3 separate regions of the Homo sapiens genome follow, and regions 1 and 3 are each linked to region 2. A link is a contact called in ENCODE Hi-C data. All regions are on one chromosome and are shown on one strand. Each heading gives the region's core, a stretch centred on a gene start or an enhancer-like site at or near the end of the contact. The rest is flanking DNA. Distances are from core to core; before and after follow the strand shown.

Evidence for each region. A loop is a pair of places that touch in the nucleus more often than their neighbours do. Pooled maps may share reads with other maps.
Region 1: a loop to region 2 is called in a map of sigmoid colon, with 6 times the contacts of the local background. The contact joins the promoter of HIGD2A here to the promoter of CPEB4 in region 2. A Hi-C loop is called at or near these places in 1 of 168 maps with a recorded cell type or tissue (sigmoid colon), 2 of 37 single-sample maps with no recorded cell type and 10 of 50 pooled maps.
Region 3: a loop to region 2 is called in a pooled map, with 16 times the contacts of the local background. The contact joins the promoter of RNF44 here to the promoter of CPEB4 in region 2. A Hi-C loop is called at or near these places in 3 of 37 single-sample maps with no recorded cell type and 9 of 50 pooled maps.

What each region holds. Positions count from the first base shown.
Region 1 is chr5:176,386,238-176,390,044 of GRCh38, reverse strand. HIGD2A (HIG1 hypoxia inducible domain family member 2A) reads right to left here and starts at 1,294. Exons shown (of 2, transcript NM_138820.4): 1 at 1,072-1,294; 2 at 284-714. The coding sequence starts at 1,225. The coding sequence ends at 548. It overlaps NOP16 (NOP16 nucleolar protein), which reads left to right and starts at 1,447. Exons shown (of 5, transcript NM_016391.8): 1 at 1,447-1,612; 2 at 1,702-1,810; 3 at 3,136-3,205. The coding sequence starts at 1,506. It also overlaps a transcript of ARL10 not described here. RefSeq lists enhancers at 92-775, 597-816, 1,017-1,336, 609-1,808, 1,460-2,143.
Region 2 is chr5:173,886,511-173,890,384 of GRCh38, reverse strand. It overlaps CPEB4 (cytoplasmic polyadenylation element binding protein 4), which reads right to left and starts at 2,036. Exons shown (of 10, transcript NM_030627.4): 1 at 1-2,036. The coding sequence starts at 651. RefSeq lists enhancers at 1-265, 2,290-2,529.
Region 3 is chr5:176,535,651-176,539,337 of GRCh38, reverse strand. RNF44 (ring finger protein 44) reads left to right here and starts at 1,936. Exons shown (of 11, transcript NM_014901.5): 1 at 1,936-2,398. LOC124901143 (a long non-coding RNA gene) reads right to left here and starts at 1,409. Exons shown (of 2, transcript XR_007059071.1): 1 at 1,215-1,409; 2 at 41-280. RefSeq lists enhancers at 943-1,122, 1,363-1,802 and silencers at 1,913-2,172, 2,253-2,442.

The DNA.
Region 1 (3,807 bases), core at 45-2,544, 2.5 Mb before region 2:
ACGCCCAGCTAATTTTGTATTTTTAGTAGAGATGGGGTTTCTCCATGTTGGTCAGGCTGGTCTTGAACTCTTGACCTCAGGTGATCCGCTCGCTTCGGCCTCCCAGAGTGCTGGGATTACAGGTGTGAGCCACTGCGCCTGGCCAAATCTCTGCTTTCAAAGTGCCCTGGGTGGCTGTTACTAGGAAAGTTCGGGAATCACTAGACTACACGATTTCTAAGCACCACTCCAAAGTCCGTTTCCTCCAAAATCAAAGACCAAAAACCATGGGGATGATACTGAATTAAATACAAGTGGATTTTTAGAGTTTATTAAGCAGGGGAGTGGAGGGGAGATGTGGCACAAATAGAAGTATGTAACATTCAAACAACAGCATCTAGGATTTTTGAAAAAACTTTCGGTTACAGTTACACAAAGGGTCACTTCCTCCCCAGCGACACATGGGCCTCTCAAAGGAGAGGAGGGAGTAAGTCCCACGGTAGGGCCAGTGGTTGCTCCCTGGGTTTTGGAATCATTTCTGCGGAGCTTTCAAGGCCAGACCCTGGGCTTAGGGTCGAGACTTCATAGCAGTGACAGCCAGACCCAGCAAGATGGCTGCGACCGTGAAACCCTGGGCGGCGATCCGGGTGCGCATCATGAGCTGAGAGCGCTGGCTGTTGCCCCGGTGGAAGGAGTAGAGGCCGTAGGTGAGGGCGGCCGCCGTGGCCAGGCAACCTGAGGAGGGGACAAAGCAACTGGGAAACAGCAGGTCGGGCCCCGCAGGTCATTCCCCGCTTTGGGTCTCGCTTCCCCAAAGCCAAGATCTCTGGATCACAGCGGAGGGAGGGCGGCGAGGGTAGGTCGAGTCGAGGTCTTCCTAGTTACAGAGTCCTCCCAATCTTAGGCCCCAAATCCCGCCCCCTAAACCCGCTGCTCCCGCTCCAATCAGTTTCGCCCCTCACCGCCCCGCCCCCTCGTCTCTTCTCTAGTCCGCTCTCCTTCCGCTCCCCGCTAGCGCTCTGGTCCTTCTCTACTTCCTTCCCTCCGACATCACTGTCCTCTCCTTGTGCAGTTCCTACCGCACCCACTTACCTATGGGTACCACCGGGTTCTCGCGGGTCTTGCGAACGAACTTTTCCTTGAAACTCTCTGGATTCCTGTAAACAGTGGGGCTCAGCCCCTCAATGACTGGAGGCTTCGATGGTTCAAAGGGGACCTCCGGAATCACAGGGCCGGGAGTCGCCATGTCCGGGCCACAGCAGCAGGAGAAAATCGGGACTCCGACCTCAGCCTCCCGGTGAAGGTCATGAAAGGGGCGGGGAAACGAATAAATTGAGCCTTGTACGCAGGCGCAAATGCTCGTTGCATCCTGGGAGTCGTAGTGCTCAGCACGGTAGTGCTACAAAAGGACTACATTTCCCCAAATGCCCGCAAAGCCTTGTGCACGCCTTCCGGAAGGAGTTTGTTACACGAGGTCTGAGAGACAGAGGCAGCGTGTTTGAGCTGCTGGTGCGGTGGTCAGCGCGATGCCCAAGGCCAAGGGCAAAACCCGGAGGCAGAAGTTTGGTTACAGTGTCAACCGAAAGCGTCTGAACCGGAATGCTCGACGGAAGGCAGCGCCGCGGATCGAATGGTGAGGGGGCTGGGGTTCCGGGTGGCCGTGGGCCTCGGCCGGGACGGTCCGCGAGATGACGGATCCGCGATGTCTCTCTTTGCCGGTAGCTCCCACATCCGACATGCCTGGGACCACGCTAAATCGGTACGGCAGAACCTGGCCGAGATGGGGTTGGCTGTGGACCCCAACAGGGCGGTGCCCCTCCGTAAGAGAAAGGTACTGACATGGCAGGGTCTCGGTCCTTGTCTTCTTTACTCTTCCCCCGCCATACTGACCTAGGTGTCAGAACGTGGTACTGCCCATTCCTTCCCTCAGGCCCTTCCGAGTTTTCGACCTCCCCACAGTCAGAACGCTCAACTGACGTTGAGCAAGGGTCTCTTTACGACCTTCGTCACACTCCCTCCCCAGCACACATTCCCCATACCCCCTCTACTCAGTCTTTTTTCTCTGAAATTAACCCATTAGCATCTCAACGGTATTTTCCTTAATTTATCTTTTTCTACCCTTAACTTTCCTAATTAGTACTCCCTAAGAGTTGGAGATCTTTACTTACACCTTTTCTTTGTTATTCAATCATCCTTGGTCTGAGGCTTCCCTAGGCTTCCCTGACTGCAGTCTCCTTCCCGGGTTCAAGCTATATCCCACCTCAGCGTCCCAAATAGCTGGGATTATAAGCGTGTGCCACCATACCCGGCTGATTTTTGTGGTTTTAGTAGAGGCAGGGTTTCGCTATGTTGGCCAGGCTGGGCCTCAAGTGATCCGCCTGGCCCCCTGGAGGCTTCAACAACTATTAAAAGAATCCAGGTTCCCAAAAGAAAAGCAAGCAATTCATCTTTCTCTGCCTGCCTATCTATAAAATGGGTATAACACTCCTTGCCTTAGGGACTATCTAACTGTGTGGCTGTAGCCTCACATTTATTCAAGAAATGGTAGTGCCATTTTCCTCTGGCATGAAAGAATAAAAAGAAACTTGCCTAAGGCAATGGAACAAATTCATTCGCGAAGCCCATTCATTAGGTTAACTACTTATTGAGAACATGTCACATCCTAAGCACCCTGGGGATTTAATAGAGAACAAAACACAAAGTCCTTGTCACCAAGATTGTGTTGGGGGTAAAAGGCACAGACGGATTACTTGAGGCCAGGAGTTTGAGACCGGCCTGGCCAACATGGCAAAACCCCATCTCTACTAAAAACACAAAATTTAGCTGGGCATGGTGGCGCATGATTGTAATCCCAGCTACTTGAGAGGCTGAGGCAGGAGATCACTTGAACCCGGGGGGAGGTTGCAGTCAACCAAGATTGTGCCACTGCATTTGAACCTGGGCAACAGAATGAGACTCTGTCTCAAAAAGAAAAAGAAAAAAAAAAAGAGAGAGAGAGAGAAAAAGCCTCCAGGGCATTAGTTCTCATTGTTACCTACTTCTACCTAACCGTGGGCAGGGATTCTTATGGGTTAGTAGTTGTGTTGGGATAAGCAGGAGTCTATAACTTTCCCTCATCAAAGATCCTTCTGGTCTCAAGGGCTCTGTTCTCTGCAGGTGAAGGCCATGGAGGTGGACATAGAGGAGAGGCCTAAAGAGCTTGTACGGAAGCCCTATGTGCTGAATGGTGGGTGTGGTCCATATATTCCTTTAGGTCACTGTCCTGCACTGTGGGAAGCTGGGAAGGGCCCTAAGATGTCCTCATTTTGCAGATGGAGAAACCAAGTTTCAGAGGGGAGAAGTGAGCTGGTTCAAAGTTCACAGAGTTAGGACTGTGTCCTGGCTGGCTCATTTTTCATTGTACTGACTAAACCCTGACCTTACTGTGTGAACTAAGGTCAGAGATGTTTAGGGAGGATGTACCCAGGTGCCTGGGAGAATAGAAGAGAAACCAGTAAATCTCTGGCATGGGTATGGCTTCTCATGAATTTAAGGATGAACTGATTTTTAGGGATTCCACCATCTCAATAAATGTTCCAATGACAAAATCGATTTTATGTATATTAAGGCTATAGAGAGTGAACGCTAAAACGGAGGAGAGTAAACCCTACAGGAAAGTGGGAATACTCTAGAATTCTTCATTCATCCTTCCCCTTACCTGTCAGGGAGTTTAAGCAGCTCCCCTAAAGATAAAGGATTTGAATGGCCAGACATTTGATACAGAATTCCTTGAGTTCCTGTCTTTTATCTCAGTGGTTCTCATAAGAATTACTGCACAGGATTGTATAT
Region 2 (3,874 bases), core at 787-3,286:
GCCAGGGCTGACATGATGGGGGAAATTTTGAAACAACAGAGCACCGTTATTAGCCGAAGCAGCAGGGACCCCTCCCTGGTGAAAGAAACTTGCATCTTCATTGATTATTGTAGAGGAGGAAGGCGCTATCGCTGCTGACCAGTTACTGAAACCAGTAAGAGACGATGCGCTAGATGTCAAGGGTTGGGTTGAAGTACCTAGCCCAGTGGCTTCTTGATAATCAAACCCTGTCAACACTGGAGATTCGATCCTTATTTTCTCCTTCCCATTGCCATTTTCCGAAGAATTGTCCCCTTGATTTTCTTCTGATTTTGCCTTCTCTGTTTCAGGCAGTATTCCAGCTTCCTGACCTGGACTTGGGGAAAGCTGCTGCTTTTCTAAGGGGTCTTGCTGTTCCTGTTGCTGACTTTTTGCTTTTTCTGACCCCAAGATCTCATCCTGAATGTTATGGGTAGCTGGAGCAGGAAAAAGCCAAGCTGACCCAGCACTGCTGCCATTGGCAGCTGTGTTATTATTTATAAAAGCAGCAGGGCTGGGGGTGGCATTTTGGTGATGGTGTGGAGGCTGCAGATGTGGATGGAATCTGACTGGAAAAGCAGATTTATTCCCAGTATTGCTTTGCACTAGCACTCCAAACCCGTAATCCCCCATTTATTATCTTTAGGAGCAGAATCTCACAATAAAAAATGACAACCTGATGTCTCACGCCTTTTTTTTCCTCTACCCCAAATTTAAGTTGTTTGCTTGCTTGCTTGAAATGTCTTATTTATAGCTAGCTCAAAGATCGCAGCTTATCACCTTAAATTGTTCTGATTTGGAATTCTGGTCTCTGAAAGAAAAAACAACTCTTAAAAAAATCTCTTAAAACATTGACTTGGATCCAATTGGGCTTATTTTTAGGAGGGAATAAAAATGAAGAGGGTAAAAATCAAGTCTTTGGTTAGTAAAATAGGCGCTTTCTTTTTCCAAAGGAAAATGTACATGAATGACAAAAACAGAGCTTCTCAAGCATCTATGGATGTAGAAGAATAAGCCTTGCGCGGAGTAAAAATATAGATATATATAATTTAACAATCACATATGGTTTTCCTCAGCAGTTTAGATTCACTCACATAAAAATTAGAATAGGACTAAGAGGGGAATACGTTCTTTTCTTGGCAGCTTGGTTAAAAAAAAATCAGGAATAATTTAAGAACATTATATATTATATATTTATATATATAGATTATATTAGGTTATCTGGGGTGGGAAGTGAATTCCTGGTTTCGGGAGAGGAAATCAGCATTGACTAATGGAAAGATGATTGCAGGGAGGTTTCTGCTGTTCCTGGTCCTGTTTTCTGCTCTTTCGCAGGGTGCAGTTTTGGCCTCTGGGGCTGTTCCTGAGGCTCCGGGTGCAGATCTTGCTGCGGTCGCTGTTCCTGGGCTCCCCGCGGCTTCCTCTCCCCCATGAAAGGGGTTGGAAACACCCGTTTCTCCCTCTTGCGGGGGTCGCGATCAGGAGGGATTAGCGAGACTCGACGAGGGTGAGCGGGCGGCCTGGGGGTGCGGGGACCGAGGGGGCGACCTGGAAGGTCCTGCGGTTTCTGCCTCTTCCCCTCTCTGCGGCTCCGGGGTTTTTTTCCCTCATGGGACCCAGGGGCGGTTTGTTCAGTTCCCTCAGTTCGATTCTCCGCAGAGAGGGAAAAAAGAGGAAAAAAAGGAAAAACCCACTACCGTAGTTATTTTAAAGGAGAAGGGCCTCCCCCCTCGGCTTTCTCTCTCTTTTCCCCCAGAATTTTTTTTTAAACTATAATTTAGAAGGCTTTTGTTTCTCCTCACGGTTGCTGGGCCGTCGCCGCCGTCGCCGCTTTACCCTGGTCCCGCAGTCCCCGCTGTCGTTGTTGAGGACTCCTCCTGGTTCTTCTTTTTCTTTCCTTCTTCCTCCTCTTCCTCCTCTGCTGTCGCCGCTGCTGCCGCCGCCGCCGCCGCCACCGCCTCCCGGTGCCCGGGTCCCGCAGCCGCGGCTGAGTCCTTCTCCTCAGGACCGAGCCGAGTGAAATGACAACCAGCTGGAAAGACCCAGAGACACTTCCGGTTCGAAGAGGGAGGGGTGGGGGTAGCACTCATTCCCCACCTACCTGCCGGAAGACCAATCATCTGTTAGAACTCAGGCGAGGCCACGCCCCCTCGCTTCAGAGCTACTCCCAGGAAGGTCGAAAAGTTACCTCCAGAGACGCCTCTTCCGTCTGCGCCTCGCCTAGTGAGGCCCGGCGCCTGGAACCCGCTTCCCCCACCCAGAGTGAGCGCAGCAGGTCGCCATCTTTTGTGTGGGCAAGGGACTCCTTTGATATTTCTCTTCCCTAACTGGGCTTTGCAGGAGGAGCAATAGGGACGTGTCAAGGAGAACGGATTCCTCGCTCACGAAGGCATACGGTCAAGGTGTTGGAGATCGAAGTGGCGGCCCGTGAAACCGCGGATGAATGAGAAGGGTGCCCACAGTAAAGGTGGTGCTCCAAGCATCACGTGCTCTGGCCCGAGCTCCGCCCCAGAGGGATCTGGAAGGGGAGGCGGGTCTTGCCAGCAGCTGTGCGGTGCCTAGAACTGCGTTTGCCCTTGCCCAGAATGTAGACCTCACGAGGGACTCTCCCTTAACCTTCCATTCGCTCACCCGCACCTCCCACTCTCCCATTCTGCTAGGCTCGCATCTGGTGCAGTCTCCCAGGTGCAGAGATGCAGCTGAGGCGTCTGTGGCTATGCCCCCGTATCATCCCGATCTAGTACACCTTACACGCAATACCAGAGGGAAAATTCCAAAACTAAAATTTTATCTTGACCCTCACATGCTCCGATTTCTTCTATGGTTGCCCATTATTTCGAAGATAAAGGCCAAACTTGTTAGTCTGGTATTCAAGCCTTTCTACCTAATGGGTGGTATATCTTAGTGCCTCTTCCCCCTCCAAACACACTCTCAATGCCTTTTTACATGTCCTTTCCACTCTTCTCCTTTGGTAAATTCCTATTTATTTCTAGGAATCAGTTCAAAAGCCACCAACAGCATCTTCTGAATTCTCTCTTATAAGCGTCCACGGCCCTGTGTACCTCTCGTGCTTGTTTCTCACACTATATTGTGATGGTTTATGTCTTCCAGACCTGTGCTGGACCGTGGGCTCTTTCAGGAGCAGACATTGTAGATAGGAGACATCAGTGAATGAATCCTGAAAACGTGAATGAACAAACCAGCAACAATGAAGTCTTCCCTGAGTGACAGCCCCCCAACCCACTGCCACCCCTTCCACCCGTCACCCACCCCCCACCCCTCACTCCTGTTTCCAAGTCTGAATTAATTATTTCCTTCCTTTTGCCATTTGGTTTGGAGCTCACATATCAGACTTTTCATTATGTTTGGTACTCAAGGGCTTTAATGTCCTGTTTATCTTTGTACATTCCCAACGCTATGACCACCATCAGGGCTTAGGATAATGCTTTGCTCTCAGCACAGCTTTAAATATGTTAAATAAGTGAGTATTTTCCTTTAGCAGGAAGAAAAATGAACAAAGAAATCAGGGTAGAGCCAGAAGTAACTGGCACAACTAGAGGGAAAAAAAAGATACCAAGATTAATGAAAAATAGTATGAACAAAGGTGGCTTCCATTTCATTTCCATAGCCTTCCTCTAATGGTCTCAACTTCTGCCTCAGTCTGTCAATCCTCCATCACTTCCGTGTAGAACACCTGAGGGCCTTCAATCGGTGATTTTATTCTCTTTCATTGTGCCATGAGCATGAGTCTTGTCTCTGTAACTCTACTATGGATTCTTTGAGCATAGAGATTGGGTCTTACCTGCTGTTTATTCCCTACAACTGGACATGCCTGGAAACTTAGCTGGTTCCGTCA
Region 3 (3,687 bases), core at 687-3,186, 2.6 Mb before region 2:
AGGAACAGTTGATGATAAGGAACTGGGTAAAGACATAACCTTGTATAGCCACACTTATTCTCATGCACATGTAATTTTTAACTGTGATGGATAGAGTTTGGCGTTCCAGGGAGCATCGATAGCACTGCATCATGACCTTGCTCTTGTGTTGCTTAGAGATCTGCCGACAGCCGGCTCAGTTCCATCTTCAGTCATTGTGTTGCACAGTGATACGATCATTGCTGGTCTAAACATTGCCATAAACATGTCTGTTCCCCAAGCTGAAAGGGGGTTTCTGATTCTAAGGGAACAAAAGGTTTTCTGGCTTAAAAGACTTAAGACATAGTCTTTATAATAGCTTTCTTTAAAAATTTCAGTGGGTTATAATGCATAGGGTTTTTAAAAAAGAGCTAATGTGCAATATATACAATAGTCTATCCTACTGACCCAACTTCTCCCTTCCAGTTCTCCCTAAGGACAATTGTTAATCAGTTTCCTGTATACCCTTCCAGAAATATATGCAGATGTGGCATATGTCCAATTAAAGAAACCTGATACATACTGTTAGAACTGTTCAGCATCTTGGTTTCAATTTTTATATAAAATTTAGGATTACGAAATATACCAAAGCAGCATAGAAAATGAGCCCCCCATCCCCCTGCCCCATGGCCCACCACACAGGTTAACAGATGTTAACATTTTGCATTGGCGCCTTGTTTATGGCTGTCTTGGAGATAGCCCCGTGTCGCCTCCAGCTGCCTCTTTGTGGTAACTGCCCAAGAGTCGTTATTGATTATATGCATGCACCCAATATTCATTATTCGACCTGTTCCAGCTCTTGGATATTTAGCAAATTACTGATTTTCTGCTTATATAATTGTGGTGGAGGTAATACCCCATTTTGTATAAATTTTGCCCGGGTGGGTGGGCTTCGAGGCAAAGGAGAACGAGGCTCGGCTTTGGATTAGGTTCACACTCCTGCTCCGCCACACTTCTAGTTGTGTGATCTGGAGTAAGGGAAGGCCCTCACTTTCCCCATCTGTAAAATGAACTGGCTATAGTAATCCCTCCGTCTCATAGCTGCTGAGAGGAATAGAAAACTAAAGTATAGACGCTTCACTGGGCTTAGTTCCCAGTTTCCCTGGCTAGGGAGGTCTCCGCGGGGACACCAAACTCTCAAGCCCAGCCTAGCAGCTAGAGCGCCCAGCGCCTGCACTTTTGCTTTAAACTACAACCTGTTCCCCGCCTCTCTTCCTCCACCGCCACGCTGGGGGCGTGGCGGTTAAATGTCTCTGTGACGTCAGCGCGAGCAGGGCCAATCTCCTTGCCCGGCAGACGTTAGCTCGTTTGCATGGGTGGTCCGCCATTGGTCTGTTGGGCAATCTGGGCCGTACCAGCTTTTTAAAGACGCCGTGTAGTATAAACAAGGAGAAGTGGGGCGGCCGGGCCATGATGTCAGCGCGGTGCTGCAGCTCTTGGGGGTGACGTCATCTCCGGGAAGGTGGCCGGCCCAGGGTTGTTAGAGCCAGCATAACCACTTGGGCCGCTCTCGCCCCGTCAGAGGTCAGACCCATTGCACTTCAGTATCTCAGGCGGCACCCTGTCCCCGAGGAGGGGACCATGACACAGTAAGTCCGTACTGCCGGTTCTCCTGGCGGGACCCATTTCTTCGGCAGGGAAACTGAGCCTCAGAGGCGCGAGTAGTTAGCGAGTTTGCATAGCAAGTTCGAGTTGCAGCCGATCGGTTTTGCCCACCCTGGGGTCTCCCCATCTTTATGTCAGGATATGCGGCCCCGCCCCTTGCTTTTGACTATGGCTGCGGTCCCTTTAAGTGCGAAGGTGGGGGCGAGGAGGAGGTTAAAAAAATTCAAGATGGTGGCCCACTAGTCACGTGCGTGGTCGCGGCGAGTGATTGGCTCTCAGGGCGGAGCTCCCGGCGCGGGGCGGGGCCCCTGCGGGCTTGCAGCGGGCTACTGTTTGCCGGAGCCTCCCGGCGCGCCCCCGCGAGCCCCCTCCCGTCTGGCGCGCGACCCCGCCGCTTCGAATGTTGTGAATCAAATGTGGGGTTTGTTACATTCCGCTGCCGCCGCGGACAGTTCTTAAAGGGCCAGCCGCCGGCTGCCGCGCAGACCCAGCTGCGTCCTGCGCCGCCTCCCGCTCCCTGAGGGCCTGGGCCGAGAGAGACTGATCGCGCGTGGGCCTCGCGAGGCAGACGCCGTCGGGCGGACAACAAAGAGAGAGGCCCCGGAAGGAGCCGGGCTGCCCCCGGACCCGGGGGTGGGGAGGGGAGCACATTGTTCCGCAGGGCGGGAGCTCTTAAAGGATCCAGACAGGCACCCCCCCCCTCCCCCGCCCCCTGCCCAGTTTGGCCGTCCTAGATCGGGAACAAAGGAGTCAACGTGTGGCCGGGCGGCCAAAGGTGAGTCGGTGCCAGGGCCCCCAACTTCCTATTCCCCCACCCATGGACCTTCTGTTCCCCTCCCCTGGGAATGGGGGCCGTGATCTAGGTGGCTCCGTAGGGGTTAATCACGGGCGGTCCAGACTGCGGGCAGCGAGACCCCAGGGATCAGGAACCCCCCCCAAGGCCCCCCGTGGCCGGGCCGTATCTCCCCTCTCCTGCAGCTGAGCGCTGCGGTTGGAGAGGAAGGAGCCGCCCCCCTCCCCCTGCGGCCGCCACTTCCTTTGTTGTTGCTTTTGTCTCACGCCGAGCACATGGTCCGGGATCCTCGGCTCTTAAAGTCGCAGCGTTCTGGCCCCTGCGCTGCAGTCTCGCCTCCCGCCCCCGGTGTCCCTCCGAGAGCGGCGCAAAAGAGTAGGAAGCGGACGAGGGAGGCCCCTCTCGGGGCTGTGTCCGCGCCTCGGCCCCCCAGCACTATGCCTGGGGAGGGGTGGCTGGGTAAGCTTCCCAGAGCCCCACAGCGTGCACTTGGCCCGCGTTGGGGAGCCCCCCCTTCCCCAGGACCCTGGTTTCCTCCCCCACTAGTGTGACCACCTGGTTTCTTCTGGACTCTTCTGGTTTTATTTGGGCGCTGTGGGAAGGAAAGATTTCCACCCCCATTTTATAGCTGTGCCAACTGAGGCGCTCAGAAGCAAAGGGATTTCCTTGACCAAGGTCACTAGGGAGTCTTCTCTCCTAGTCTGGTGGTCCGGCCCTCAGCGGCCTCCAGGCACCACACGTTGGGAAGCTCTGCTTGCGCTGGGCAGAGCCTGCTTGTTTCGGGTGGGGTGTGGGGAAGTAGGAAGGGGGGCTTCTCTTCCTGGCTGAGTCTGCTCATGCCCCCAGGGTCTGACTTTGTTTTTATCTGCAAAAGGGAGTGTCTCTTCCTGCAAACAGATCCCTGGGGCTCTTAGACCAAGGTCAGGGTAGGTGCTTGGGGCACTGGACTTAAGGGGTTGGCCGGCTCTCATGGGTGGGTGTGGGGGGTTATGTTAACTGCAAAATGCATTGCGTGCCTGGGGCGGACGGGGCTCAGCGACGGGACTCTCAAGACCCGTTCACACAGAGCTCCGTGATAGGACAGCATGGAGATGTGGACGGGCAGAGCAGTTGTTAGGGGAGGCCACCTGGCCACCCTTGCTATTTGACCTTGAGCAAGTTGCTAGCTCCAACTCTGGGCCTTGCTTGCTTCTCTGTACTACAGAGCTAAAGATGGGTGCCTGAAAGAGAGTGCTCTCCCAGCCTCCTGTATGGCTTGGAGACTCGGGATT